Regions from separate parts of the Homo sapiens genome. Here region 1 is linked to region 2. A link is a loop called in an ENCODE intact Hi-C map of the cell type or tissue named here. Cell type or tissue: natural killer cell. All regions are shown on one strand. Each heading gives the region's core, and the rest is flanking DNA. Links, peaks and the distances in the headings are about the cores only.

What was found. A loop is a pair of places that touch in the nucleus more often than their neighbours do. Peaks named below come from ENCODE experiments on the same cell type or tissue, not always from the same donor. Only the 100,000 strongest peaks of a DNase experiment are listed, where the experiment ranks them.
Region 1: a loop joins it to region 2, with 6 times the contacts of the local background. A loop is called at or near these places in 4 of 110 quality-filtered maps.

Annotation. Positions count from the first base shown.
Region 1 is chr5:157,025,484-157,040,648 of GRCh38, reverse strand. HAVCR1 (hepatitis A virus cellular receptor 1) reads left to right here. Exons shown (of 9, transcript NM_001173393.3): 7 at 3,288-3,402; 8 at 7,762-7,795; 9 at 10,808-11,236. The coding sequence ends at 10,916. Among named protein-coding and RNA genes, the nearest start is that of HAVCR1, 26 kb to the left of the region's middle. In natural killer cell, for the core only: no CTCF peak of the experiment used is centred there; a DNase peak (open chromatin) is centred at 9,748; H3K27ac peaks cover 2,825 bases.
Region 2 is chr5:157,102,000-157,117,164 of GRCh38, reverse strand. It overlaps HAVCR2 (hepatitis A virus cellular receptor 2), which reads left to right and starts at 8,121. Exons shown (of 7, transcript NM_032782.5): 1 at 8,121-8,239; 2 at 10,203-10,538; 3 at 12,416-12,499. The coding sequence starts at 8,182. RefSeq lists an enhancer at 8,185-8,334. In natural killer cell, for the core only: no CTCF peak of the experiment used is centred there; DNase peaks (open chromatin) are centred at 7,164 and 7,974; H3K4me3 peaks cover 3,368 bases; H3K27ac peaks cover 4,932 bases.

The DNA of each region.
Region 1 (15,165 bases), core at 4,835-12,834, 77 kb after region 2:
GGGATTACAGGCATGAGCCACCGCAGCTGGCCCGAGAATAATCCTTCTGATAGCCAGTTGTAAGAAATGACAACGTGGCCATTGTATAAAAAATTCAAAATGATCAAAGTGGGGCTATTTAGTGTAGAGCCAAATACCTTAGTGACATTGTGAATGCCATTACATGGCGTAACATTTAAACATTTAGCAACTTGTATGGCATGCACTGATTGATCTGACATACTGGCTAAATATCAGAACTACCACCATGTATATGTTCAATGTGTTGACGTGTGGCTAGATTTGTGCTGGATTTAAAAAATACTCCTCAGGATAGTGAGGTTATTCTTTTCTTTTCTTTTTTTTTTTTTGAGACAGAGTTTCACTCTTGTTACCCAGGCTGGAGGGCAATGGCGCGATCTTGGCTCACTGCAACCTCCGCCTCCCAGGTTCAAGCAATTCTCCTGCCTCAGCCTCCCGAGTAGCTGGGATTACAGGCACCTGCCACCAGGCCTGGCTAATTTTGTGTTTTTAGTAGAGACAGGGTTTTTCCATGTTGGTCAGGCTGGTCTCCAACTCCCGACCTCAGGTGATCCACCCGCCTTGGCCTTCCAAAGTGCTGGGATTCCACAGACGTGAGCTACCGCGCCTGGCCGGTGAGGTTATTCTTGGTCTCAGTTACCTACAGAATAGGTATGTTTAGAAGTAAGGGAAAACAATTTAGAGGCCGGTTCAAGGTTGGCAGTAGCAGAAACTTGGGCTTTCTGTGCCTTGACTGAAGATGTCAAGATGTCTTCTCCCAGGTATCTTGAAAACATGCAGAATACATTTTGACCCAGTAGGTCACTTTCCTGGGCTCTATCTTAAGGAAAAAATTGAACTAATAAATAAAAATGTATGAGAAGGATGTTCATTGTTAACACTTATAATCATGAAAATATTATAAACAACCTAAATGTTTAATAGTAAGGGATTACTTAGTTAAGCATGTGCACGTATTGCCGTAAAGAATGTAGTCATTGGCAGGGCACGCTGGCTCACGCCTGTAATTCCAGCACTTTGGGAGGCTGAGGCAGGTGGATCACCTGAGGTCAGGAGTTTGAGACCAGCCTGACCAATATGATGAAACCTCCTCTGTACTAAAAATAGAAAAATTAGCTGGGTGTGGTGGCGGGTGCCTGTAATCCCAGCTACTTGGGAGGCTGAGGCAGGAGAATCGCTTCAACCCAGGAGGTGGAGATTGCAGTGAGCCGAGATTGCACCACTGTACTCCAGCCTGGGCAACAGAGCATAAGAATGTAGTCATTGCAGTGCATTTACTGACATAGGTTATAGAATGTTATAATATGTTGGTTATAACACATTATTAAGTGAAAGAAGCTACTTTTAAAATAGTATACAATTAGGATATACTATAGTTCATATAGAATATAGTAATTATTTCTGTTAAGAAAAAATCCTAGAAGGATAAAATTCTATAAAAGTATATAAAGCAAAATGGCAAAAGTGCTCATTTCTGGATGTTAAAGTTATGGTTTATTTATTTATTCGAGACAGAGTCTCACTCCATTGCTCAGGCTGGAGTGCAGTGGCACGATCACAGCTCACTGCAGACTCATCCTCCCAGGCTCAAGTGATCCTCCCACCCCAAGCCTCCCAAGTAGCTGGGACCACAGGCATGCATCACCACGCCTGGCCAGTTTTATTTTTTTCTGGAGACAGGGTCTCACCAAACTGGTCTCAAACTCCTGGGCTCAGGCTATCCTCCTGCCTTAGCCTCCCAAAGTGCTAGGATTATGGGTGTGAGCCACTGTCCGTGACCTGGTTGTGGTTTTTTTAGTTTTCCTTTTTTATGCTTAGCTGCACATTCTAAAATGAGCATGCAGTATTTGTGTGTTGTAATTAAAAAATGAAAGCAAAGCCTGCCTCCTGAAACCCCATTCTCCATCTACCCACATTACACTTCCCTCCCACCCTGTAGGTAAAGTAATAACAACATAGTTTTGCACTCCCAGACACTGGCTATGCCGCTTCTAAGCAAGCATGGCTCAAATGCTGTTACTCCACTATATTCATAGTGTTTATCAGGAAGGACCTGAAAGTACCCTTGCAAAGAACCCTATTGAATCTACTGTCTATGTCTATTGCTAGACATAGAAATAGATTCAGAGAGGCTAAATAGCTTGTCCATGGTCACATAGTGACTAAGTAGAAGACCTGGGATTCTGACTCCAGGGATTAAGATTTTACAAATGAGAAGATTTGTCCTTCACTCAGATTCTCCCCCTTCCTTCTATTAAAATACCTTCCCGGTGGGCTCTCTTTAGGATTAGAACTAAGCCATGAAATGGGGACCAGCAGGAAGCCAGGCACATTTCAGGCCTATTCCAGGAGGTGATGATCTCTTGTGATAGGCACCAGAAGACTTAAACAATTTTACATTTCTTCATGATTGCATAGCGTTGAATTGTTAATCATGGCCATGTCTGTGTGCAGCTACTCTCAAATCTATTTATTTAGATAGAGACAGAATCTTCTATTACAGGTAAAAAGACAAGTAAGGACTGTAACCAAGGACAAAATTCAATAACTGAGCACATTAAGATAACATCACATCAAGTCAATTTATATAAACAATTTTTTTTTCTTTTTTTCTTTTTTTCGAGATGGAGTCTCACTCTGTTGCCCAGGCTGGAGTGCAATGGCGAAATCTTGGCTCACTGCAACCTCCCGGGTTCAAGCAATTTTTTGCCTCCGCCTCCCAAGTAGCTGGGATTACAGGCGTGCAGCACCACACCCAGCTGATTTTTGTATTTTTAGTAGAGATGGGGTTTCACCATGTTGCCCAGGCTGGTCTCGAACACCTGACCTCAGGATGCCTGGGCTCCCAAAGTGCTGGGATTAGAGATGTGAGCTACCATGCCTGACATTTTTTCTTTTTTAATATCACAAGAGGATGTATTTGTGGAAATAGCCTATTGACTTTTAAAACAGTAAATTAAAAAATTTACATACAAACCCATTTTAAGCATACAGTTTTAGTTTTGACAAATGTGTACACCTATGTAAATACAACCTCAAGCAAGCTAGAAAACACCTCCATCATTGTAAAATATGTTTTGCGTTTCAAGTTGTCCTAGATTTTCACCGTATGGTTATAAACTGAGATCATTTGGTCTTACCCTTATGTTCCAGAAGTCCCCAAGCACCAATACAGGTAAATGTGGCTGGGTAAGTGATTCTGGGAAATGTTTTCTCTTCATAACTTTCTAACAAGATGCTTTTTTGATCTGTTGTTGTTTCCTCAGCAACTGTTCCTAGAACATAGTCTACTGACGGCCAATACCACTAAAGGAATCTATGCTGGAGTCTGTATTTCTGTCTTGGTGCTTCTTGCTCTTTTGGGTGTCATCATTGCCAAAAGTAAGTCATTTCGAGATTGTTCCTAAGGGACAAGGGATGTACAGCAAAATTGCCTGGGTTCACTAGTTTCATAAGTCACATGATTTTGATTTCACACGACTTCCCTTTGTCTCCCCAAATCCTCATTTGTAAAAGTCACATGGTAATACCATCTACCTCAAGGGGGAAGGGAAATGAAGTTTAAATGCATTGGTACCTACAAAGCACTAAGAATGGGAGCTGGGTGTGGGGTCTTATGCCTGTAATCCTAGCTACTTGGGAGGCTGAGTGAGGCAGGAGGATTGCTTGAGCCCAGGAGTTCAAGACTAGCCTGAACAACATGGTGGGACCCCATTTCTTAAAAAAAAACAAAAACAAAACAAAAAAGCAAAACAAAACAAACAAACAAAAAAACCATTAAAAAAAGCACCAGCCAGGAGCAGTGGCTCATGTCTGTAATCCCAGCACTTTGGGAGGCTGAGGCAGGAGGATTGCTTGAGCCCAGGAGTTCAAAACCAGCCTGGGCAACATAGTGAGACATTGTCTCTAAAATAAAAGGAAAAGAACAAAAAGAAAAAGCACTGAGAATGGTTCCTGGCACATGACAAGTGCACAGCAATCTTAAACTGTAATTGTAGTTAGAAAGATCCTTTTGCCATAAATCTCTATAAATCTCATGGAAGTTACATTCTAGTGGAGTTTTCACTTAAAACCACTATTTTTTAAACTTGTTATTTTTCAATTATTATTCCCCTATGGAAAAAATTTAATTCTATAAGAATTTTTTTGAGACAGAGTTTCTCTCTTGTCTCACAGGCTGGAGTGCAATGGCACGATCGTGGCTCACTGCAACCTCCACCTCCTGAGTTCAAGCCATTCTCCTGCCTCAGCCTCCTGAGTAGCTGGGACTACAGGCGCCCGCCACCACGCCCGGCTAATTTTTTGTATTTTTTAGTAGAGATGGGGTTTCACCGTGTTAGTCAGGATGGTCTCGATCTCCTGACCTTGTGATCCGCCTGCCTTGGCCTCCCAAAGTGCTGGGATTACAGGCATGAGCCACCACGCCCGGCCGAATTTTTGTATTTTTAGTAGAGACGGGGTTTTGCCATGTTGGCTAGGCTGGTCTCAAACTCCTAACCTCAGGTGATCCACCTGCCTCGGCCTCCCAAAGTTCTAGGATTACAGGCATGAGCCACAATGCCAGGCCAAGAAAAACTAAATACAGGTGTTCCTCAGTACCCTTGGGGGATTGGTTCCAGAGCCCCTTGATTCCAAAATCTGCAGATGCTCAAGTCCCTTATAAAATGGTGTAGTATTTGCACATAGCCTACTCACTTCCTCCAGTATACTTTAAATCTTCCCTAGATTACTTAGAACACCTAATATACAACGTAAATGCCATGTAAATAGTTGTTATATTGTATTGTTTTTATCTGTATTATTATTGTTGTGTATTATTTTTATTTTTTTTTTAATTTTCAATTTGCGAGTGGTTGAAACTGAGGATGCCAAACCTGTGGACATCGAGGGCCAACTGTATCAAGAAATAGGAGTTTGTTGGGTAGTGTTGCGATCTGGAAGTCAACACACCATTGTGATATATAAGATTTATTTTCTCCACCCTACAAGATCTAATTTTTTTCCCTGTGGGGGTGATATTGTTAAAATTTTGCAACACTCATTTAGCAGAAGAGGCACATGAGACACTGGGAGGGGAAACTGATAGCAAGACACAGACTAAAAAAGTAAAACAAAAGTCTTCAAAAAGCAACCACCCCAGGCTTCATGTCTCCCTTCTGCTAACTGTGTGTGTGTGTGTTTGTCTCAGTATAACCTGCCTCCCATAAAAGAACCCTAGTTAGCTATTTTGCAAGATGTGGTATTTGAAGCCATGACTGATTTAGTTCATGGGTCTAGGCAGAGGAGAATCAGAAAATTAAGAGTATGTTTGGCAAATTTGAGGAAGTTTTTATATAATTATTTTGGAGCTTGCTTAGTCAAAGTTATTTAGAAATTGGGTAAAATACCTTGCAGGGAAGTTCAAACTTTCCCTCTGAAATTTTGATACTTGAGTACGCCAAAAAAAAAATAGATTATTAGGAGATTAACAGGAGAAAATGAATACATATTTATTATGTGTACAGAAGCCACACAAAATATGAGATGGAAGAAAGGGCCAGATGACTGGAGCTTAAATACCCTTTTCTTTCTTTTTTTTTGGAGACAGAGTCTCTTGCTCTGTCACTCAGACTGGAATGCAGTGGTGTGATCTCAGCTCTGTGGGGGAAAAGAAAGAGAGATCAGACTGTTACTGTGTCTATGTAGAAAGAAGAAGACATAAGGAACTCCAGTTTGTTCTGTACTAAGAAAAATTCTTCTGCCTTGAGATGCTGTTAATCTGTAACCCTAACCCCAACCCTGTGCTCGCAGAAACATGTGCTGTGTTGACTCAAGGTTTAATGGATTAGGGCTGTGCAGGAGGTGCTTTGTTAAAAATGTGTTTGCAGGCAGTATGCTTGGTAAAAGTCATCGCCATTCTCCAGTCTCGAGTACCCAGGGACAAAATGCACTGCGGAAGGCCTCAGGGACCTCTGCCCAAGAAAGCCTAGGTATTGTCCAAGGTTTCTCCCCACTGAGACAGCCCGAGATATGGCCTTGTGGGAAGGGAAAGACCTGACCCTCCCCGAGCCCGACACCCGTAAAGGGTCTGTGCTGAGGATTAGTGAAAGAGGAAGGCCTCTTTGCAGTTGAGATAAGAGGAAGGCATCTGTCTCCTGCTTGTCCCTGGGAATGGAATGTCTCGGTGTAAAACCCGATCATACATTCTATTTACTGAGATAGAAGAAAACTGCCTTATGGCTGGAGGTGGGACATGCTGGCAGCAATACTGCTCTTTACTGCACTGAGATGTTTGTGTAAAGTCAAACATAAACCTGGCCTACGTGCACATCGAGGCACAGCACCTTTCCTTAAACTTATTTATGACACAGAGACCTTTGCTCACATGTTTTCCTGCTGACCCTCTCCCCACCATTACCCTATAGTCCTGCCACATCCCCCTCACTGAGACAGTAGAGATAGAGATCAATAAATACTGAGGGAACTCAGAGACAAGTGCCGGCGTGGGTCCTCCGTATGCTGAGCGCCGGTCCCTTGGGCCCACTGCTCTTTCTCTATACTTTGTCTCTGTGTCTTATTTCTTTTCTCAGTCTCTTGTCCCACCTGATGAGAAATACCCACAGGTGTGGAGGGGCTGGCCCCCTTAAAGCTCACTGCAACCTCTGCCTCCCAGGTTCAAGCAATTCTCCTGCCTCAGCCTCCTGAGTAGCTGGGATTACAGGCTCGTGCCACCACACCCGAATGATTTTCGTGTTTTTAGTAGAGATGGGGTTTTCACCATGTTGGTCAGGCTGGTCTTGAACTCCTGACCGCCTGCCTCTGCCTCCCAAAGTGTTGGGATTGCAGGCATGAGCCACTGCACCTGGCCTTAAATACCCTTTTCTTAGGGGAGAGAAAAGTGATGGATGTAGACAATTTTAGAGGAAGAGTAAATGATTTTTAGGGGAGATGAATGGGCCCAAAGAACAGACTGTAGGGCAGGACAAATTCCTCTGGACTCTGGATGTGTTGTCAGCTCTAGTCTCCTTCCTGTGATGTGCATCAGTTCCCCCACCACCCCCACCCGCCCCCGCCCCCGCCCTGCCATTGATGAGATATCGAGATATCTGGGGAAAGGATTGACAACAACAGAATATCTTCTGGAGGATCTGGCCTTTAGCTAGATAGGGGAGCTTCAGAGAAAGCCCTTTCCTAAATATGCTCCTCCCCAGGTGCTCTCACTTTGAATTCCAAAGAAGCCTATTTGAGGGTATTGTATTCTGAGCCCTAACAACCTCAAAATATACTTTACTCCTTAAGCAAAAATAACTCATTATTTCCTTGTTTAGGAGAGAGATGACTGGTAGTACAAACTCTTGCAAAAGTATCCTTTGATAGAGGTGACTCTTAAAGTATCTTTATGACCCAGTTCATCTAAAACAAATCTTGGTTGACGCCTGTTGTTCAGTAGCCTATCAGAAGGATCTTGGACTTACTCATTTTTTTTAAAAAAATGAAAGATAATTTAAGAATTGCATTAAAGTTAGGGAGGATATGTGGATGAATACACCAAACCATTAATGAAATTGAGATACTGGACAGTAAATGGCTTGTTTGGGTCCTGCAGAATCAAAAGGGACATGGGAAGGAGACACCTCAAGGTACCAGGGAAAAATCTAAGTAATAACAGAAATAATACACTTGATTGAAAAAAAGATTAAAACTCTTGCTGAGATGTTTAGTTTTCTCTTCAACTCCTCTCTCCCCACCCCTTCAATTTAGAGTATTTCTTCAAAAAGGAGGTTCAACAACTAAGGTAAGCTCGAAAATATTTCTATCAATACTTTTGAGGTTCCTACTCTGGTAAAATAAAAATAGATTTCTGTCTCTCTCCTAAACTCTCCATCGCATACCTTGGATCCTGACAGTCCACTTTAATGAGCAATTCTATTATTTACACCTTCCAGTGATATTTGTAGCTTTGTGTATTTCCCTGGAGTTGTGGCAGAGCTGGTACAGAGGGAGCACCTCAATCCTAAGCAAACCCCATAGGGCAAGATAACTAAATTGCAAGATTTGCTCGATGGAAGTAAACATTGAATGATTTGCTTTAGTTTGTTCTTTTATTTCGTTTAACGCTTTGTCTTTTTTGAGACTGAATTTCACTCTTGCTGCCCTGGCTGGAGTGCAATGGCACCTTCTCGGCTCACCACAACCTCCACCTCCTGGGTTCAAGCGATTCTCCTGCCTCAGCCTCCCCAGTAGCTGGGATTACAGACATGTGCCACCATACCCAGCTAATTTTGTATTTTTAGTAGAGACGGGGTTTCTCCATGTTGGTTAGGCTGGTTTCAAACTCCTGACCTCCGGTGATCTGCCTGCCTCGGCCTCCCAAAGTGCTGGAATTACAGACATGAGCCACCGCGCCCGGCCATTTTTTCATACTTTTAGTAGAGACAGGGTTTCACCATATTCGATGCTTTGTCTTACTGAGTGTTATTGGCTATTATATTCCAAAGAGATGAATATAACAGACAAAAACCATGTAAGCAAATAAGCATGGTTCTTTTACATGCTTACAGATAAACACCATGGGGACTATAGAACAGGATAAGGATCTGTTTGATTGAGTGCCAAGAAAGCAGCTAATTTGGAGGAAGATAATTCCTGGCTGCAGGGGCAGGGAGTGCAAAGGCACTGAGGTAGGGCAAGTGCCTCCAGTTTTCCACAGCTTCCATCATTCCCTGCTGCTCCCTACCCAGCCTGCTCCACTGATCTATATTAGCTGTCTAGCCTTGCAGGCACTTGAATTTGCCTTTAAAGACCTTTCAGTCTACCCTGCTGCCTAGTTACTTTTTTTTTTTTTTTTTTTTTTGAGACACCCAGGCTGGAATGCAATGGTGTGATCTGCAACCTCCACCTCCTGGATTCAAGCAATTCTCCAGCCTCAGCCTGCTGAGTAGCTGGGATCACAGGCACCTGCCACCATGCCTGGCTAATTTTTGTATTTTTAATAGAGACGGGGTTCTGCCATGTTAGGCTGGTCTCAAACTCCTCACCTCAGGTGATCCGCCTACCTTGGCCTCCCAAAGTGCTGGGATTATAGGCGTGAGGGACCGCACCTGGCCCCAGGTACAATTTAAATCCCCTTTACTGCATCTATGCCCCAAGGCCATCTGCCACACTGCCTGTAGTGGTAGGAGACAACTACCTAGTTCTAAAGCCAGCCAGCCTGCTTCATTTGGTTCAGGCTGAGTTTTAAGCAAGGACTTTCTCTGATTCAGAATCTATCCCTCTTACTTAGGCTGCCATCTATTAAGTCTAGTTCTCCTTCATTGGATGCTTGTACACAGACTTTCCTGAGTCTGAGTTAATTACCTGAGCCAATCCACAGAACCTGTCTGAACAGTGCCCAGCATACTGTAAGTGCTCAATACACATCGACTTTTGTTATTGCATTCAAGCCCTTCACAGCAATAAACTGCGAGAGAGGCACTATTCTCATTTTACAGATTGGAAAACAGTTTCAGAAATGTTGAGTGACATGTAAGGTCACATCACATAGCATATAAAGGACTCAATCTCACGAATCTGTGCTCATAAATATTTCTGGAATGGAAGAGAAATGTGTAAAGTATAAAAAAAGCCAAAAAAAAAAAAACCCACACTAACAAATTATGAACACTTCTTCATGACATTATCTTCTCGGCAGTTATATCACACTGAGTCATTTGAGCTCATTGACACTTAAACTAAGTGTCTTCACACATGTATGACTGACCTGTTTAGGGACCATAGTGGAGCTTTGTTTTTCACAGTTCTTTAAATGTGTGGACATGTGTTTCATCTGCAGCTGAATGAAGACAAGTTCCATATTTTGGGGGCAGGCTTTGGTAACAAATAGTCACTATATACAAATATATAAAAATAACCAGTTACATCAAAATGCTACACGTAAGTTAAAACTAAGTCTACTTTCTTCCCTCACTTGTATTTCCACTGTTTCTACTGATTTCTTTTTTTGAGACAGAGTCTCCAGCCCAGGCTGGAGTGCAGTGGTGTGATCTCGGCTCACTGCAACCTCTACCTCCTGGGTTCAAGTGATTCTTCTGTCTCAGCCTCCCAAGTAGCCAGGATTATGGGCACAAGCCACCACACCTGGCTAATTAAAAAAAAAATCTGTAGAGACGGGGTCTCGCTATGTTGCTCACGCTGGCCTCAAGGGATCCTCCTGCCATGGCCTCCCAAAATGCTGGGATTAGAGGCATGAGCTACTGCATCCAGCACAGGAAGATTTTTAACACTATGATCCAGTGTATACTTGTGAAACAGTACTATTTAACTATATTCAATGTTTCTCTGTTCTGTTTTTATCTTGAATATAGGATGTAGATGGCTAAGTAGATTTAACAACCCTCTCTAAAGGATCACAAGCTACAGTTGGAAAAGCACCAGTCATCCAATGCTTAGCCACATTTGAAAATATGCATCTTGATTCAGCCACTTAGTTTGATGTCAGAGCTCTGTATTTTTAGATTTTCCATTTTTGTATTCTATTATGCGAGTTTCAAAGAGACCAGTCTGAGTTTTTGAATACTTCTTAGATTGTCTACATGCTTATTAAACAGACTTTTCTTCAACTTAATAATAAGAGCCACACCTTTTACAACTCTGGAAGGCACTATTTATTTTATACTTTGTGTGAACGGGGCTCCTGGAGTCTCGAATACCTGATATTGCCTGATCATAAACAAAAGTGCAGCTTATATGTGAGAAGTGGTCTGCTTTTTTTCTTACTCATGTTATTCTTCAACAACTCTTTCTACAGTGTTTCATTTAGCAGCCTTCAAATTAAAGCTTTGCAAAATGCAGTTGAAAAGGAAGTCCAAGCAGAAGACAATATCTACATTGAGAATAGTCTTTATGCCACGGACTAAGACCCAGTGGTGCTCTTTGAGAGTTTACGCCCATGAGTGCAGAAGACTGAACAGACATCAGCACATCAGACGTCTTTTAGACCCCAAGACAATTTTTCTGTTTCAGTTTCATCTGGCATTCCAACATGTCAGTGATACTGGGTAGAGTAACTCTCTCACTCCAAACTGTGTATAGTCAACCTCATCATTAATGTAGTCCTAATTTTTTATGCTAAAACTGGCTCAATCCTTCTGATCATTGCAGTTTTCTCTCAAATATGAACACTTTATAATTGTATGTTCTTTTTAGACCCCATAAATCCTGTATACATCAAAGAGAATAGTCCCTGGAAACATAGCAAATGAACTTCTATCTTGGCCATCACAGCTGTCCAGAAGAGGGGAATCTGTCTTAAAAACCAGCAAATCCAACGTGAGACTTCATTTGGAAGCATTGTATGATTATCTCTTGTTTCTATGTTATACTTCCAAATGTTGCATTTCCTATGTTTTCCAAAGGTTTCAAATCGTGGGTTTTTATTTCCTCCGTGGGGAAACAAAGTGAGTCTAACTCACAGGTTTAGCTGTTTTCTCATAACTCTGGAAATGTGATGCATTAAGTACTGGATCTCTGAATTGGGGTAGCTGTTTTACCAGTTAAAGAGCCTACAATAGTATGGAACACATAGACACCAGGGGAAGAAAATCATTTGCCAGGTGATTTAACATATTTATGCAATTTTTTTTTTTTTTTTTGAGATGGAGCTTTGCTCTTGTTGCCCAGGCTGGAGTGCGATGGTGAAATCTCGGCTCACTGTAACCTCCACCTTCCGGGTTCAAGCAATTCTCCCGCCTCAGCCTCACGAGTAGCTGGGATTACAGGTGTCCGCCACTATGCTCAGCTAATTTTTTGTATTTTTTTAGTAGAGACAGGGTTTCATCATGTTGGCCAGAATGATCTCGAACTCCTGACCTCAGAGGATCCAGCCTCCTTGGCCTTCCAAAGTGCTGGGATTACAGGCATGAGCCACCGTGCCTGGTCCATTTATGCAATTTTTATTACACGTGTGTCATGGTGCTAAGCATTTAAACAACCATCAGGCTTTCTGAACAAATTTTTAGAACCAAGAAGATCAGCAATAAAAGAAAAAAAAAAGGCGGGAGTAGGGAAAAGTCTGCCTTTTCTGCCTTATAAGTTACATTGCAGATATAAGTGTTTGAAACTCACTAGTTTTGACCCAAATTCTAAATCGCCTCCAAACCACTTTCATGTTTAAAATTGTTTAGGAGGCTAGCGCCGTGGCTCATGCCTGTAATCCCAGCACTTTGTGAAGCCAAGGTGGGCAGGTAGCTTGAGCCCAGAAGTTTGAGACCAGCCTGGGCAACATGGCAATACCCCATCTCTATTAAGAAAAAAATTTAAGGAAAAAAAAAAAAGATAAAATTGTTTTGGAAAGGCAAAGTGTCTTTCTCATATCTAATCAATTCCTGTATTTTTTTTTTTTTTTTTTTTACAATTCAATTAGGCTTATTGTAAGGATATCTTTAGTCAGTATAAAAATATATAAAAAACAATTATACTAAACCAGTATAATTGTTTAGAAGTATATATTTGCCGGCCGGGCATGGTGGCTCATGCCTGTAATCCCAGGGCTTTGGAAGGCTGAGGTGAGTGGATCACTAGAGGTCGGGAGTTTGAGACCAGCCTGACCAACATGGAGAAACACTGTTCTCTACTAAGTATAGATTTGCAAGGGCTAGATTTGTCAGAAAAGAAACATTTCTACATGAACAGTTAAGGCTGGGTATTAATTTCAATTTCAGTTTGAGTAAACTCTGAAATAATTCATGGTTGAGGTTCAGAGCTACCCATACCATAGTTGTCTGGGGCAACAGGATGCTTGCTTTCAGAGGAAACTTTTTGTTTTTGTTTTTGTTTTTTTGAGATGGAGTTTTGCTCTTGTCACCCAGGCTGAAATGCAATGGCACAATCTTGGCTCACTGCAACCTCCACCTCCCAGGTTCAAGTGATTCTCCTGCCTCAGCCTCCTGAGTAGCTGGGATTACAGATGCCCGCCACAACGCCCAGCTTATTTTTAGTAGAGACAGGGTTTCACCATATTGGCCAGGCTGGCCTCCAACTCCTGACCTCAGGTGAGCCACCCGCTTTGGCCTCCCCAAAGTGTTGGGATTACAGGCATAAGCCACCGCGCCCAGCCAGAGGCAACATTTTTTAACGCAGTTATCATTCTAGGAAATTTATAGGTCCTTTGAAGGAAAATTCTGTGGGCAAATAAGATTGTGATACATGGTATTTCAGTTTTCCCAAATGTGGCCAGCCCGATCTGGTCAAAAATTTTATTTTTTAAAAGCTATAGTGTCTTTTTTTCTTAAATTTGAGGCAACATGCACAAAATTGGAGATTTGAAATTAAAGCCAAGATTTGTAGTTTCTCTGGAAAGACCTGGCAAGATTGGACTGGATTGCTATGTGACCAGGGTCCCACTAGATGGGGCTGCATCCTCTAATCCCCAAATCCTTATGTTCCCTGCATGCTCACCTTTGTTACCTGCCTGACACCTGTGGGGCTTTTAACTTTATGGCAACTGCCCTATTCTCTGGATCCTTCCTGAGGATTTATGATGCGTAATACTCCAGGAATCTGGTTAGCTTTGCTTAACACATTTCCAAAACTTGTTTGAATGCATGAGTACAGTCACTAGTAGCATTCTGTGCAGTACAATGTATGGGGGCTTAGGAGTTTAGGGTAGTATACAGGATTAGGGATAGGACTTGAGTCTAATCCTAACTCTTAGCAGTTACACTGGATGACATTAGAGCAAATGGTTCTTTACGTCTACATTTTCTTCATCTGTAGATGTAATAATTTCCATATCAACTATGATGTACAGTGCTAATTCCAATGAAATGTTACATGTGAGAAGTCTTTGAAATGTAAAAAACACTACAGATACTGAAGCAGTTTGGAGAATTAAAAAACACTACGAAAACACAGCTTGGTAAATAATTTTTTTTTTCTTTTGAGACAGAGTCTGGCTCTGTCATCCAGGCTAGAGTGTAGTGGCAGAATCTTGGCTCACTGCAACCTCTGCCTCTCGGGCTCAAGCAATTCTCCTGCCTCAGCCACCTGAGTAGCTGGGATAGCCACCATGTCCACTTAATTTTTGTATTTTTAGTAGAGACAGGGTTCCACCATATTGGCCAGGGTGGTCTTGAACTCCTGATGTCAAGTGATCTGCCTGCTCAGCCTCCCAAAGTATTGGAATTGCAGGTGTGAGCCACCGTGCCTGGCCAGGGCTTAGCAAATAATTTCAATGGTGTTACACCTATAAGTCTCTTGCTGTATGGTATCTTTTAAAATAACATTTCTTTTTTGAAACAGTTGATATTGGGTAATTTGGCCATCATCATATACTGTAGAAAAAAATTGTCAAGTGAAAGGGAGAATAGGTAAGAAGGAAGAAAGGGGAGGAATTTAGTGAATATGAATTATTTTCCTTTAGATATATTAGTCTTGTAGATCGCAATGAATTTTTTAAATTACTATTTAAGATATTGTTGAGATTCCATTACCTCCAATCAGTCTTGGGACATTAGAACAGTGGTATAATTAAGACTGTATGTTTAAATTGAGAAATTTTGCACAACTTTAACAAGTAGCAGAACTAATTGTTCACTGATGGCTTTAAAGATGAAATAATTCTGTGAATACATGAAACTGTGAGGGACTCTTCGTGGTTGTCTAGGTTTATTTATATGCATACTCATTAATAAAAGTTTTTTTTTGTTTGTCTCTTGAAAACAAAACAGCTTTGTTTTAACAAAACAGCAATGGAACAAATTTGAAAACCGACTCGATATTTTCTCTGGCTCATCATTTAGTTTGGGTCAGCCATCTTCAACTTGCTGTGAGCTCTAGTCAAAGTGGATCAAATTTGTGGCAAGTCACACAGGTGTCAGGTGCTCTTCAGGAAACAACCCTGAACTCCAGGTTCTAAGGAGCTTAGTAGGGAAGAAATACAAAACCTATCACTTCTGATACTGATTATTACTAAGAGAAAGAATCTTGTGATAGAGACTGGCTTCTCAACTATGGCATTTGGGGACAGAAATCTCTGTTGTAGGGGGCTGTCCTGTGCATTGTAAGGTGTTTGGCGTCATCCCTGGCCTCCACCCACTAGATGCCAGTCACATCCTCCAGTGGTGACAACTGACAATGTCCCTGCGGGCACAGTTGAGAACCACTGAG
Region 2 (15,165 bases), core at 4,097-12,096:
AATAGAAGAGACTTATGGAGACTAGCAGTGTTTTTTTTTTTTTTTTTGGAGTCCTAGTTACTTGAGTTTTTGCTTCAAAGTATTTATAAACTATAAATTTATGTTTATATAACGTCCTATATTCTGTTATATTTCCATTAAACAGTAGTTTGACCTTAAAGCCATATTGTGACATCATTACATATCCATTGTTTTGGAAAAAATGAAATAGCCTGATGGTACTGATATTGGCAGCAGCATAGAACATCAAAAGAGTTCTCACTGTCGGTGAGAATGTGAGCTTTTGAAAGCTGCTCAACATTCCCCTGTAAGGTGGATGCCTTTGAGAAGAGAAAAATGAGAATGTGGGTCAGAGACAATGCGGGGGAAATAGTAAAGTGAAAAAAAAAAACAAAAACAAAAACAAGCAAAGGACCTCAAGGGACTGACGATGAGTACGTCCATGTATTGAAGACTATGATAAGCTTAACTATCTGAACCCGGGGTAAAAGGCTAATAACCAGCAAACAGAAAGATAAGGGCGATGCCACACTGGAAACCATGCTCAGAATGAGAGACCACTCATGCTGCTCCCCCACCAGTGGGGCCTCTGTAGGAGGTTGTGGGACCTTCACTTTCAAGATGAGACTGCAGATAAGATTTCCCACAGTAACTCACATAGCTCAGCTGAATTTTTTGGGTGAGGAACCCCTTTTCATTCTTTTCATTTTCATCATTGGGAGCCTAGCTGAGCTATTAAGGGTGTAGTATTTCTATACCCCTCTCCATTTCCTCTACTCGAAAGACATTTAGTTACTCAGGCAGGAGCAGCATCAATTTCCCTTAGAAGTTACTTAATGGATAAGGCTGGGTGCGGTGGCTCACACCTGTAATCCCAGCACTTTGGGAGGCTGAGGTGGGAGGATTGCTTGAATCCTGGAGCTCAAGATCAGCTTGGGCAACAAAGTGAGACCCCTTCTGTACAAAAATAAAAATAACAAACAGGGTGTGGTAGCTCATGCCTGTGGTCCCAGCTGCTCAGGAGGCTGAATAGGGAAGATAAGTATTTATCTTGCTCCATGACACTGCCAGTATTACTACCATCAGACTTTTTAATTTTTTATAAAACAATGGATATGTAGATGTCACATTATGGCTTTAAGGTTAAACTATTGTTTAATGGAAAAATATAACAGAATAAAGAACATTACATAGCATAAATTTATAGTTTGTAAGTACTTATAAACTGTAAGTATTGAGCTTAAGCCCAGGAGTTTGAGGCTACAGTAAGTAATGCTTGCACTACTGCACTTCAGCATGGGTGACAGAGAGAGACTCTGTCACTAAAATAATTTTTAAAAAATTACTTGCTGGATAAATGTTGTGATAGCTCAGAATGCTGACTTGTCCTTCCTGGGCCACTGTATTCTATATTGGAAGGGGCTTTAAGCTGGCCTTGCACTCACTTGAGTGTGACCTCAAGCTTAATCTCTCTGGCATCCATTCATGGTTACTAAATAAAAAACTCTCTATAAACACAGGAGCTCTTTATCATCTCTTCAGGGTTGTGAAGAGCATGTCCTTGTAACTTAAAAAACGCTGCATTAGTAAAATGTCATTTTTAGGTAAGAAAAAAACCATATATACTTGGAGGAGAAAGTTTCTTTCCCCATCTCCTGCCTCTTCCCTTTTTGTGTAAGGGGTCTCTAGTGGATGTTTGTTTTTGTTGTCCAACTTCTGTCTCTCCTCCTGAAATGCACTGCAGTTTTTATTTAGGGGAATCACTCTTCTCTCATTTCAGAACATGAAGTGTGGGGAGGTGACCCAGGCCTAAGCCTATTAATGCTTTTTGACCCTTTGGGGACAGTGATTTTTCAGGAATGAGTCTGTGACTCAGACCCAGACTTGGGCCTTTGAAAGAGTATAAATCCCTTAACCAATAGGGGAGTGATTCACACAGATGTGTGCTCTGTGGGTGCAAGAGAGGGGCACTGTGTAGAATCTGAGAAAAGAGACAGCCCTGGAGGCAACTGAATGTTAACATCAGTCAGAAACTAGGTTCTTGGTGACCTCTCTGAGAGCCACTGAATCAAGCCTTGCCTGAACCTGGATTTTTCCATAATGTCAGTTAATAAATTCACTTTATAGTTGAAGCCAGCTTGAGTTGGGTTTTCTCTCATTGGCAGCATAATAATGTATGGAGTCTTTGGTAAGAGAGTTTTGTTGGCATATGGGTGCATCAAAATCAATATAAGAACACGCCATAGTCATGCTGTGAGAGGTAGTCAATAGCAAAGGGGAAATTTATTTATCTTTGTAAACACGTTATTCTGAAGACCCTGAAAAACCTGAAGTTTCTTCCAGGTATGCCCAGGATCTTGGTGGTCTGACGTAGCCCTCTTAGTGCTGGGACCTGGTGAGGAGGGCAAAAGTGTTGAAAGTTAACTTAAGCTGGGCCCAGTAGCTCACACCTATAATCCCAGCACTTTGGGAGGCTGAGATGGGCAGATCACTTGAACCCAGGAGTTCAAGACCAGCCTGGGCAACACAGTGAGATTCCCATCTCTACAAAAAAAAAAAAAAAAAGAATCTGAAAGAAGACTCATTAAGTTGAAAGTGGCTATTTCATGGTACTGAGATTATGACAACATTTGTTTTATTTATTTATTTTTTAATTCGTATTTTTCAAAATTTTCTGCAGTGAATATGATTTATATAATTTTTTAAAAAGGTTTTTAAAGTACTGTACAAACACACAAGGTGACAGTACCCTTCATGGGAACTCACGTGGCTAGTTACAATCTGGAAGTCAGAACATCTGGCTCACAATTGCTTAATTTAACCTCTTACCCTTAATATTCAACCTGTTTCTTCCTTTGCAAAATTTTGAACTAATCTCAGTTAGGTCTATGTAACCTGAGATGTGATTTAACCAAGTTAATTATCAACTCAATTTAAGTACATATAGGGTCCCCACCTTAAGTGGTCATTGTGGTTACTCCCCAGTATCTACTCCACTGCACTTCCCAATTGTGTAGGGAAGATTCTAGTTGGACTGAGATTTTCCGGATGCTGCCATCTAAATAACCCATATTATCCTGTCTCCTGATCTGGCTCTAACTTCCATTTTATGAACTTTTGCATAATTAGAGTTACACTCTATGCACACTGTGCCTGGCCCAGTGAGTTCATCTAATGGAGTCTATGTAGCTGTAATAAAAAAATGAGGACATTCGGCCAGGCGCGGTGGCTCACGCCTGTAATCCCAGCACTTTGGGAGGCCAAGGCGGGCGGATCATGAGGTCAGAAGATCGAGACCATCCTGGCTAACACGATGAAACCCAGTCTCTACTAAAAATACAAAAAACTAGCCGGGCGTGGTGGCAGGCACCTGTAGTCCCAGCTACTCGGGAGGCTGAGGCTGGAGAATGGCATGAATCTGGGAGGCAGAGCTTGCAGTGAGCCGAGATCGCGCCATTGCACTCCAGCCTGGGGACAGAGCGAAAAAATAAAAAAGAATGAGGACATTCTACATGAGCTGAAACAAAAGATTTTAGGCTGGGCGCGGTTGCTCATGCCTGTAATCCCAGAACTTTGGGAGGCCGAGGTAGTTGGATCACTTAAGGTCAGGAGTTCGAGACCAGCCTGGTCAACATGGTGAAACCTTGTCCCTACTAAAAATACAAAAAATTTGCTGGGCATGGTGGCTCGTGTTTGTAATCCCAGCTACTCAGGAGGCTGAGGCAGGAGAACTGCTTGAGGCAGAGTTTACAGTGAACCGAGTTTGCACCATTGTGCTCTGACCTGGGTGATGGAGCAAGACTTCGTCTCAAAAAAAAAAAAAAAAAATTTAAATACATTTAAAAAAGAAGGTTGCATGCTGTGGAGCAACCAGACAATTGTGATGAAATGTGAAGCACAAGGCACCAGCTGTGACGTGTTTTTGCCAAGAAGTCAAACCACGTTCCAACTAAACCTCTAGAGCAAACTTTCATTTTCAGCAAATTCGAAGAAAAGAGGAATAATGTAAATGACCCCACAGGGAAACAGACAAACCCTGAATGTGGAGCATTTCACAGGACAAAACCTGGTTTGTATAACTGGTTTGTATAACCAATGGCAAGGGGGTGGAGGGCAGACTGTCTTCGATTAAAAGAGACTTGAGGGACATAGCAAACAAATGCAATGCTGGGACTTGTTTGGATCTGGATTTAAACAAACTGATTGAAAAAAGACATTTTTGAGATAATCAGGGAGATTTGGCTATAGACTGAAGTACTAGGTGCTTCTAAGGCATCATTAAATTTGTTATGTGCGATAATGATATTATGATTATATTAGCAGAATGTCCATTTTTGTTTGTTGGTTGGTTTGTTTTGAGACGAAATTTTGCGCTTGTTGTCCAGGCTGGAATGCAGTGGCACAATCTCGGCTCACTGCAACCTCTGCCTCCCTGGTTCAAGCGATTCTCCTGCCTCAGCCTCCCAAGTAGCTGCGATTACAGGCACCCACCACCATGCCTGGCTAATTTTTTGTATTTTTAGTAGAGATGGGGTTTTCACCGTGTTAGCCAGGCTGGTCTCGATCTTCTGACCTCAGGTGATCCACCTGCCTCGGCCTCCCAAAGTGCTGGGATTACAGCCGTGAGTCACCACACCCGGCTTCAGAATGCCCATTTTTTAAAAAGGAAGATTGCACACTAAAGTACGTAAAAGTGAAATAGCACGATGTCTGGGATTCGTTTAAAAATATTTCAGCAGACTCGGCATGGTGGCTCACACCTGTAATCCCAGCACTTTGGGAGGCTGAGGCAGGAGGATCCCTTGAGCCCAGGAGTTTGAGACCAGCCTGGGTAACCTAGTGAGACCCTTGTCTCTAAAAATAAATTAAAACAAATTTAAAAAAAAATAAAGGGCCAGGTGCGGCGGCTCCTGCCTGTAATCAGCAATTTGGAATGCTGGGACGGGCAGATCACCTGAGGTCAGGAATTTGAGACCAGCCTGGCCAACATGGTAAAACCCTGTCTCTACTAAAAATACAAAAATTAACCGGGCATGGTGACAGGTGCCTATAATCCCAGCTACTTGGGAGGCTGAGGGGAGGCAGAGGTTGCAGTAAGCCGAGATAGCACCATTGCACTCCAGCCTGAGAGACAAGAGTGAAACTCCATCTCAAAAAATAAATAAATAAATAAATAAAAATAAAATAAATAAAATAAATAAAATTTTAAAAATAAATATTTCAGCAAATAACAATAGGAAAATGCAAGTTTCAAAAAAGGTATATGGTATTTTGTCTAAGAAAAGAGAGTATGAGAATATATATTTTATTTTCTTGGGTTTGCATTGGGAGTATACACAAGAAACTTATGAAAATGAAAACCTGGTCGGGTGCAGTGGCTCAAGCCTGTAATCCCAGCACTTTGGGAGGCTGAAGTGGGCAGATTGCAAGGTCAGGAGTTCGAGATCAGCCTGACCAACATGGTGAAAACCCATCTCTACTAAAAATACAAAAATTAGCTGGGCACGGTGGCAGGTGCCTATAATCTCAGCTACTCAGGAGGCTGAGGCAGGAGAATCGCTTGAACTTGGGAGTCGCAGGTTGCAGTGAGCTGAGATCGTGACGCTGCACTCCAGCCTGGGTGACAGGGCGAGACTCTATGTCAAAAAAAAAAAAAAAAGAAAACCTATAGCATAGGTGGGAGAAATGGGGGTAAACATGGAAGGATGGGATCATGGGATCAAGGCTTCTTGAGCTTTTTATATTCCTTTTACTTTTTAACTATTTGAATGTATTATCTAAAGTTTTTAAGAAAATAAACAGGAAATAAAAGTTAAGTGAACATGAAAATGTTCAGAACCAGCTCCCTACACACACAAGAGAGTTAAAGGAGATCTCTAGACCCCTTCATATCTAGACTTTAATGAACTAATAAATTGTTAATGTTTTATAAAGCTGGTCTCAGTAGCAATTCTAGAAATGAGCAGAAAACAAAGTGGTAAAAACAAAACATCGCTGGGCACGGTGGCTCATGCCTGTAATCCCAGCATTTTGAGAGGCCGAGGCAGGTAGATCACCTGAGGTCAGAAGTTCGAGACCAGCCTGACCAATATGGTGAAACCCTGTCTCTACTAAAAATACAAAAATTAGCCGGGCATGGTGGTGTGCGCTCTTAGTCCCAGCTACTTGGGAGGCTGAGACAGGAGAATTGCTTGAACACAGGAGGCGGAGTTTGCAGTGAGCCGAGATCGCGCCACTGCACTCCAGCCTGGGCGACAGAGCAAGACTCTGTCTCAAAACAAAAACAAAAACAAAACAAAACAAAACACAGAAACTGAGGGCTGATGCTTTTAAGAGCCTTGACCAAGTTCATGCTGCTAATAAAAATAACCCCAGACCCCATATTTAATCTATTCTACCTTATGCTTGAATATGGTCATTTGCTGGTTATTAGTTATGTGGGAAGACAAACATTAAATTAATAAAACATAATTTATAGTGGAAAAAATCTGTCACTTAGGGGGCTTATGCTCTCATTCTAAATCACCAATCATGTGCCTTTCGGCAAATCAATTTTCTGAAGTCTCAGATTCCTTGTCTATAAAATGAGAAATTGGCCGGGCGCGGTGGCTATGCCTGTAAACCCAGCACTTTGGGAGGCCGAGGCGGGTGGATCGCCTGAGGTCGGGAGTTCAAGAACAGCCTGACCAACATGGAGAAACCCCGTCTCTACTAAAAATACAAAATTATCCGGGGTGGTGGCACATGCCTGTAATCCCAGCTACTCAGGAGGCTGAGGCAGGAGAATCACTTGAACCCGGGAGGCAGAGGTTGCAGTGAGCCGAGATCATGCCATTGCACTCCAGCCTGGACAAAAAGAGCGAAACTCCATCTCAAAAAAATAAATAAATAAATAAAAATAAAATAAAATAAAATGAGAAATTGATTATGATCTCTTGAGTAACTGCCACTCTGCAATGCTATGGGAAGTACACACATTGAACAAGTTGCATATTTATATTAAATGCCATTTGTTTATATTGAACAAATTTGGTATTTATACCCAATGCATTTAATGGCATAAATGTGAATGACAAAGAAACTCAGGAAGGCAAGACATAGAGGAAGGCCACTGGCTTTTCAGAAACCACTCAGCCTGTGAGCTCACTTCCCTTTTATAAAAAAAAGCTTTTGCTTTTAAGGTGTCCAGATAAAGGTCACACTCCCAGAGCTGAGGCTACGTGAGTCTAAGCTGTTACCTCAGTTATGGGAGTGTGGCTGGAACTCAACACTTTCTGATCATTCATGGCCAAAGCCTCTTGGGGTAGGGGAGAGGGGGCACCTTGTATGCATGAGATGAAACAGGATACCAAGATCCCCTTAATTCTACTCAGAGTAGAGGAAAGGAACTGTTGCCAAAAGGAACATGTTTTTTCTAAATTGAAGAGTTGGAAGTTTGAAGGTCAAAGTCAGAATATTAGAACAGAGAGCCATGCATGTATTATCTAATACAATTTTCTCATTTTATAAATTATATAAATGAGGAAACTGAGACTCAGCAAGGTTATAGGATACAACCTAATCTGTGTTAGAAGAAGGATGAGAGTGAGGCTTATGCTGGGAGTTGCTATGGTCTGTAAATGTGAGGATAAGGAACATGCCATTCACTGTTGTGTTCCACTTCCTAGTCCAGTGCCTGGTGCAAAGTAGGGGCTTCATAAACTTTGGTCACAGGCCTGATGAAGGGACTGATTTGAGTGAATGAATCCATGGATGATGCATCTGTACTTTGTGTTCCCCGCTAGTCAGATGGACTCGGACATGCTCCATTTCAGGTGTATCTCATCTGAGACATTATTAGAGGGTTCTCTTTATGTGCCATGACTGAGTAGCGTTTTCTTCCACTGAAGTATTGCTTCCTCTTTGTTGATATCACAGGACAGACATCAGAACACTTACAGGATGTGTGTAGTGTGGCATGACAGAGAACTTTGGTTTCCTTTAATGTGACTGTAGACCTGGCAGTGTTACTATAAGAATCACTGGCAATCAGACACCCGGGTGTGCTGAGCTAGCACTCAGTGGGGGCGGCTACTGCTCATGTGATTGTGGAGTAGACAGTTGGAAGAAGTACCCAGTCCATTTGGAGAGTTAAAACTGTGCCTAACAGAGGTGTCCTCTGACTTTTCTTCTGCAAGCTCCATGTTTTCACATCTTCCCTTTGACTGTGTCCTGCTGCTGCTGCTGCTACTACTTACAAGTAAGTCTCGGCATGGATATTTACAATGACATAATGGTGCTGTACAGAGGACAAGGGAGAGATACAAGGATGGCCATTGTAATGTTGTTTGTAATAGCAAAAGCTTGGAAGCAACCTAAATGTCCGTCGATGAGGGAGTGGGTAAATAAATGTGATATAATCATGATACAAACAGTGAGTCTGACAAAACATACTGGTATAGAATGTCTCAAAATTATAATGTTATTAAAGAAAAAAAGTTGCAGAATAATGCATATATTAGGCTTCTATTTGTGTGTGTGCATTGTCGGGGAGCAGGAATATGTGGACATTTCTTAATGTATAAGCTCTAGGAAAAGGAACCAGGGAATGGTAAAGAGTTGGGAGAGTAAGGCATATTTTTCTTTTCTTTTCTTTCCTTTTTTTCTTTTTCTTTTCTTTCTTTTTCTTTTTTTCAATTGAGATGGAGTCTCACTCTATTGCCCAGGCTGGAGTGCAGTGGTGGCACCATTTTGGCTCACTGCAATCTCCGCCTCCCAGGTTCAAGTGATTCTCCTGCCTTAGGCACCGGAGTAGCTGGGATCACAGGCGTGCACCACCACACCCAGCTAATGTTTTTAATTTTTAGTAGAGACAGGGTTTTACCATGTTGGTCAGGCTGGTCTCAAACTCATGGCCTCAAGTAATCTGCCCATCTCAGCCTCCCAAAGTGCTGGGATTACAGGCGTGACCCACCGTGTGCCCGGCCACTTTTTCATACACCTTTGATAGTGTTTGAATGTTTTTACTGTAGTTGAGTCATATGAAAACAAAGGGGACATAAAAAATCAAAAGAAAATATATAATGAATGTTTTATCATATATAAAATATATATAGTTTTTTTTTAATGGAATTAACTTTGTCATTTGAGGAAAATGAGGAGACAAGTCTCAATCATTTTAGGAGATTTGTTTGCCAAAGTTAAGGAGGCACCTGAGAGACAGGTCTATGACTTTCTCAGAAGATGATTTTGAGGGCTCCAGATTTAAAGGGGACAAGGTGGGATATTGAGAAGCACTCAGTTTTCACATAAAAAAGGGGGGGGGGCAGAGGAAAAATATGGGGAATCTGCATTTTACATTAGATAACACAGACAAAATGGGGTAGGGAAACAATCAGATAACGCATTTGTGTCTGGCCAGGGTGACCGCACCGGTAAAGATGAGCTATCAATCTGCATTGCACAGCTGACCAGGAATTTCCTTGTGGGCAAAATATGGGGGAGGTATGCAGCCTTTCATCCTGTAGCCATCTTATTCAGGAATCAAAAAGAGGAGGCAGGTTTCTGTGACCCAGTTCCCAGCTTGACTTTTCCCTTTGACTGAATGAGTTTGGGGTCCCAAAATTTAATTTCTTTTCACAACTTTAAACCTTAAAACAACTCCATGAGTAGTTTCAAATACACAAGATCCTTATTTAACCAAGGGTTTGTATTTACTGTGCACTTGCTGCTTAAAAAGAGAAGTATGTTAGGAGAGCCTCCCTTTGTTGATGAACAAGCAAGTAGCCCAGATGGGCGGGCCGTTTCCTGGCTGACCATGACTAATTTTCTGATTGTCTGTTTCCATCAGCCCTGTTCTCCCGTGTTCACAGAATTGGGCCACAATTCTCTCCTAGGGCAGTGTTTCTGAAAGTGAGGTTCTGAGACCAGCCACTTCAGCAACACTTGAGAACTTGTTAGAAATAAAAGTTCTCAGGCTCTACCACAGGCCAACTGAGTCAGGAACTCTAGCAGTTGAGCCCAGCAATCTGTGTTTTCGCAAGGCTTCCCAGTGATTCTGATGGCCTTCACATCTGAGAAGCATTGTCACAGCGAATCATCCTCCAAACAGGACTGCAGCAGTAGCTTCCTCTTTATTCTGTAAGACATGGCTTGCAGTTTTCCTGAAATGGAGTAACCTCACTCACCGCTTGAGTCTTGGCTCTCCTTCTCTCTCTATGCAGGGTCCTCAGAAGTGGAATACAGAGCGGAGGTCGGTCAGAATGCCTATCTGCCCTGCTTCTACACCCCAGCCGCCCCAGGGAACCTCGTGCCCGTCTGCTGGGGCAAAGGAGCCTGTCCTGTGTTTGAATGTGGCAACGTGGTGCTCAGGACTGATGAAAGGGATGTGAATTATTGGACATCCAGATACTGGCTAAATGGGGATTTCCGCAAAGGAGATGTGTCCCTGACCATAGAGAATGTGACTCTAGCAGACAGTGGGATCTACTGCTGCCGGATCCAAATCCCAGGCATAATGAATGATGAAAAATTTAACCTGAAGTTGGTCATCAAACCAGGTGAGTGGACATTTGCATGCCATCTTTATGAATAAGATTTATCTGTGGATCATATTAAAGGTACTGATTGTTCTCATCTCTGACTTCCCTAATTATAGCCCTGGAGGAGGGCCACTAAGACCTAAAGTTTAACAGGCCCCATTGGTGATGCTCAGTGATATTTAACACCTTCTCTCTGTTTTAAAACTCATGGGTGTGCCTGGGCGTGGTGGCTCACACCTCTAATCCCAGCACTTTGGGAGGCTGAGGCCGGTGGATCATGAGGTCAGGAATTCGAGACCAGCCTGGCCAACATAGTAAAACCTTGTCTCCACTAAAAATACAAAAAATTAGCCAGGCATGGTTACGGGAGCCTGTAATTCTAGCTACTTGGGGGGCTGAAGCAGGAGAATCACTTGAACCTGGGAGTCGGAGGTTGTGGTAAGCCAAGATCTCGCCATTGTACTCCAGCCTGGCTGACAAGGGTGAAACTCTGTCTCAAAAAAAAAAAAAGAAAAGAAAAGAAAAGCCAAAACTCATGGGTGGAATGTATAGATGGGATGAAAGGCCTAGATCAGTGGTTAGAGACCCTGACTCTCATTAGAATCACATAGAGAGTTTTTAAACAACTATAGATGCCAGGTACAGTGGCTCATGCCTATAATCCCAATACTTTGAGAGGCTGAAGCAGGAGGATCACTTGAGGTCAGGAGTTTGAGACCAGCCTGGCTGATATACTGTGGCTACCCCTATCTCTTAAAAAGCAGAAGAAAAAACCCCACTACCAAAAACCAGAGAAATCAGCATCTCTGGAGGTAGATGCTAAGCATTAGCTTTTTACAGAGTCTACCTCAGGTGATTTTACCCCAGGTGCAGCCAGCATGGTGAACTGCTGGGTTATGCATGTATGCTGGGAGGTGAACAGACTTAAGATTTCTATAACATGTACTTTGTGCCCAGATAGAGCTGAGTTTACATCTAACTCTGCCTCTTACTAGCTATATAATCCTGAGCAAGTTATTGAAACGCTGTGAGCTCCTCTTCTATAAAATATGACAATAATACCGATCATGTGGGCCATTAGAAGGATTTTATGTGATAATATTTTATTAAAAGCCTTTATAGGTTGGGCATCCCAAATCTGAAAATCTAAAACCTAAAATGCACCAAAATCTGAAATGCTCTAAAATCCAAAACTTTTTGGACACTGACATGACATTCAAAGGAAAAGCTCATTGGAACATAAGTATAGGCAGATACTAAAAAATAAAAAAATAAAAACATGGCTGGGCGTGGTGGCTCATGCCTATAATCCCAGCACTTTGGGAGGCTGAGGTGGGTGGATCACCTGAGGTCGGGAGTTCGAGACCAGTCTGACCAACATGGAGAAACCCTGTCTCTACTAAAAATACAAAATTAGCCAGGTGTGGTTGCACATGCCTGTAGTCCCAGCTACTCAGGAGTCTGAGGCAGGAGAATTGCTTGAACCCAGGAGGCGGAGGTTGCAGTGAGCCGAGATTATGCCATTGCACTCCAGCCTGGGCAACAAGAGCAAAACTCCGTTTCAAAAAAAAAAAAAAAATTCAAAATCTAAAACATTTCTGATCTCAAGCATTTCAGATAAGGAGTCTTCAACCTGTAATTATGGCCATTTGTGTGGCTGTTAGTTCCGCTATTAATAATCAGAATGTAACAATGATGACTGCATCTTACCTTTGTCAAACATTTGAAGTGTGTGATACACTCTCAACGTAGGTATCCAGGCAGGTTTGGAAGCTGAGGGTGTATTTCTCTTTCTTAATTGTCTTTCGCATTTTTTTCTTGCTGCCCCTTTGATTCCCTGAAATAAGCTTTCTGCTCTCAGATAATTTTCATCCTTATGTTGTTTCTGACATTAGCCAAGGTCACCCCTGCACCGACTCGGCAGAGAGACTTCACTGCAGCCTTTCCAAGGATGCTTACCACCAGGGGACATGGCCCAGGTAACTATGCATGGGGCAGAGGAGGGAATCTTTAGCTGGCTCTGAATTCAGAGGATTTTGAATGTGGGAAAAAAAGATGAGAAAACAGTGTGAGAGTGGAGGCATGGATATCTCCGTGCACCTGAAATAGTGTTTGAAAAGAGGGAAGTGGTGGAGACACACCTGTGCTGGGAAAAAGATGGTCTGGCTTAGGATTATTTTACTTAAATTTTAACTGGAAAAAAGTTAATAAACTTTATAGTCTTTAATTTTACTTAAATATTAACTAAATTGAATGAAATGCTCATTACTTTGTCCACATTTTCTGACTGACCCTGGACTGGTGATGTTTGGTCATGAACTGGTGTCAGTCTGTGTTTGGGAACTGACACATTGGATTAGGTGATTTCTAGGATGCCTTCTAGCTAGAATAAAGCCCATCACCTTCCCTGGATTCCAGCCACAGAAAGAATAGTTAAATTCTTCATGTAATTCAGCAAGGACGTACTCAGGGTGCTCCAGAAGAGAACACTGGGCATAAAGCAGAAGTCAAGTCACATTGATCATGAAGGTTAATTTTAAGGTATTTCTTGTCAGTGTCCTGGTCTCTTCTAAACTCTCTGGAGCTCCATTTTTTTTTTCTTCTGTAAAATGAGGTTAATAGGTGAGTCCCACCTCATAATGTCATAAATCTCATAAATCACACCTTATGGGCTTTAAATAAGAAAATGTCTAAAACGTTTATCCCAATGTCTGACCACAATTTGTACATGTTAGCTGTTGTCGTTAATATTATAAGATCAGGAGGCACAGTGAGATTGTGGTTAAAGTACTTCAGTGACAGGTGGAATGGGTTCTAATTTCAGCTGTTCTTGATAGCTCTGTGACCTCAGTCAAGTTGCTCAAATTCTCTGAAGCTCAGTTTGCTCATCTCTACAATGAGGATAATTCCAGTGCCCATGTCATGAGGTGGTTGTAATGTATAAACATGATAATGTATGTAAAATGCTCAGCATAGTACCTGGCCCATAAAAAGCACTCAACTGTTTATTATTACTATAGTTACTGGTTTTAGCTCTCCAAAGTTTCAGTCTTTGGTTAGTCTTTAGTGATTGGTAGCCAACATCTTTTATGCAATTAGAGAGGAAACTAAATATGGTGGGGACAGAAAATAATAAAGTTATACCAGATACTTATTGTATGCCATTGTTATATTTTAAAGAATCTTACAACCATAGTGCTAGAAGGGACTTCAAGGGTCATTTAGTCTCACTTTCCCATCCTGTGCTTCAGTACTTTTTTTTTTTTTTTTAATTGAGACGGAGTCTTGCTCTGTCACCCAGACTAGAGTGCAGTGGCGCAATCTCGGCTCACTGCAAGTTCCGCCTCCTGGGTTCACGCCATTCTCCTGCCTCAGCCTCCCAAGTAGCTGGGACTACAGGCGCCCACCATCAAGCCCAGCTAATTTTTTTCTTTTTTGTATTTTTAGTAGAGACAGAGTTTCACCGTGTTAGCCAGGATGGTCTCCATCTCCTGACCTTGTGATCCTCCCGCCTCGGCCTCCCAAAGTGCTGGGATTACACGCGTGAGCCACCGCGCCCGGCCAGTACTTTTTACTACATCACCACTGAATGGGCATTTGCTGTAGACGGAGTTCACTCCCTGTCGAGGTGGTGCATTTCCTTATACTTGTCTCTACCACAGACAGAAGTCTTCTTTCCTTTAGTTTTTCTTTCCTTTTTTTTTTTTTTTGAGACGGAGTCTCACTCTCTCACCCAGGCTGGAGTGCAATGACACGATCTTGGCTCACTGCAAACTCTGCCTCCCAGGTTCATGCCATTCTCCTGCCTCAGCCTCCCAAGTAGCTGGGATTACAGACGCGCGCCACCACGCCCCGCTAATTTTTGTATTTTTATTAGAGACGGGGTTTCACCATGGTGGCCATGCTGGTCTCGAACTCCTAACCTCAGGTGATCCCTCTGCCTCGGCCTCCCAAAGCGCTGGGATTACAGGTGTAAGCCACCACGCCCAGCCTTCCCTTTAGTTTTTGTTTGTTAGTTCCTTCCCTCTAGGGCAACAAAAATGGGAATATAGGAATAATACCTCGAACCTCTGAGCTTCTCAAGGGCCTGACTGAGAAAAAATATTGAAACAACCAAAAATAGGTCAGTAGCTCCTAAATAGGAAAATAAAATAAAAAATTGAAATGAATGAATATTTAATGGTTTGTCTATAATATGTAACATTATGTAAATTGGCTGCTGGCAAACCAACTCTAAATGTGGGATGTGGGAGCATTTAATATAAAAATGGGGCTGGGCACAGTGGCTCACATGTGTAATCCCAGCACTATGGGAGGCCAAGGCAGGCAGATCACTGGAGCTCAGGAGTTCAAGACCAGCCTGGGCAACATGGCAAAACCCCATCTCTACTAAGAATACAAAAAATTAGGCTGAGTGCAGTGGCTCACACCTGTAATCCCAGCACTTTGGGAGGCCAAGGCAGATGGATCACCTGAGGTCAGGAGTTTAAGCCAGCCTGGCCAAGATGGTGAAACCCCTGTCTCTACTAAAAATACAAAAATTAGCTGGTCATGGTGGTGCATGCCTATAATTCCAGCTACTCAGGAGGCTGAGGCAGGAGAATTGTCTGAGCCTGGGAGGAGTGAACCGAGATCTCACCACTGT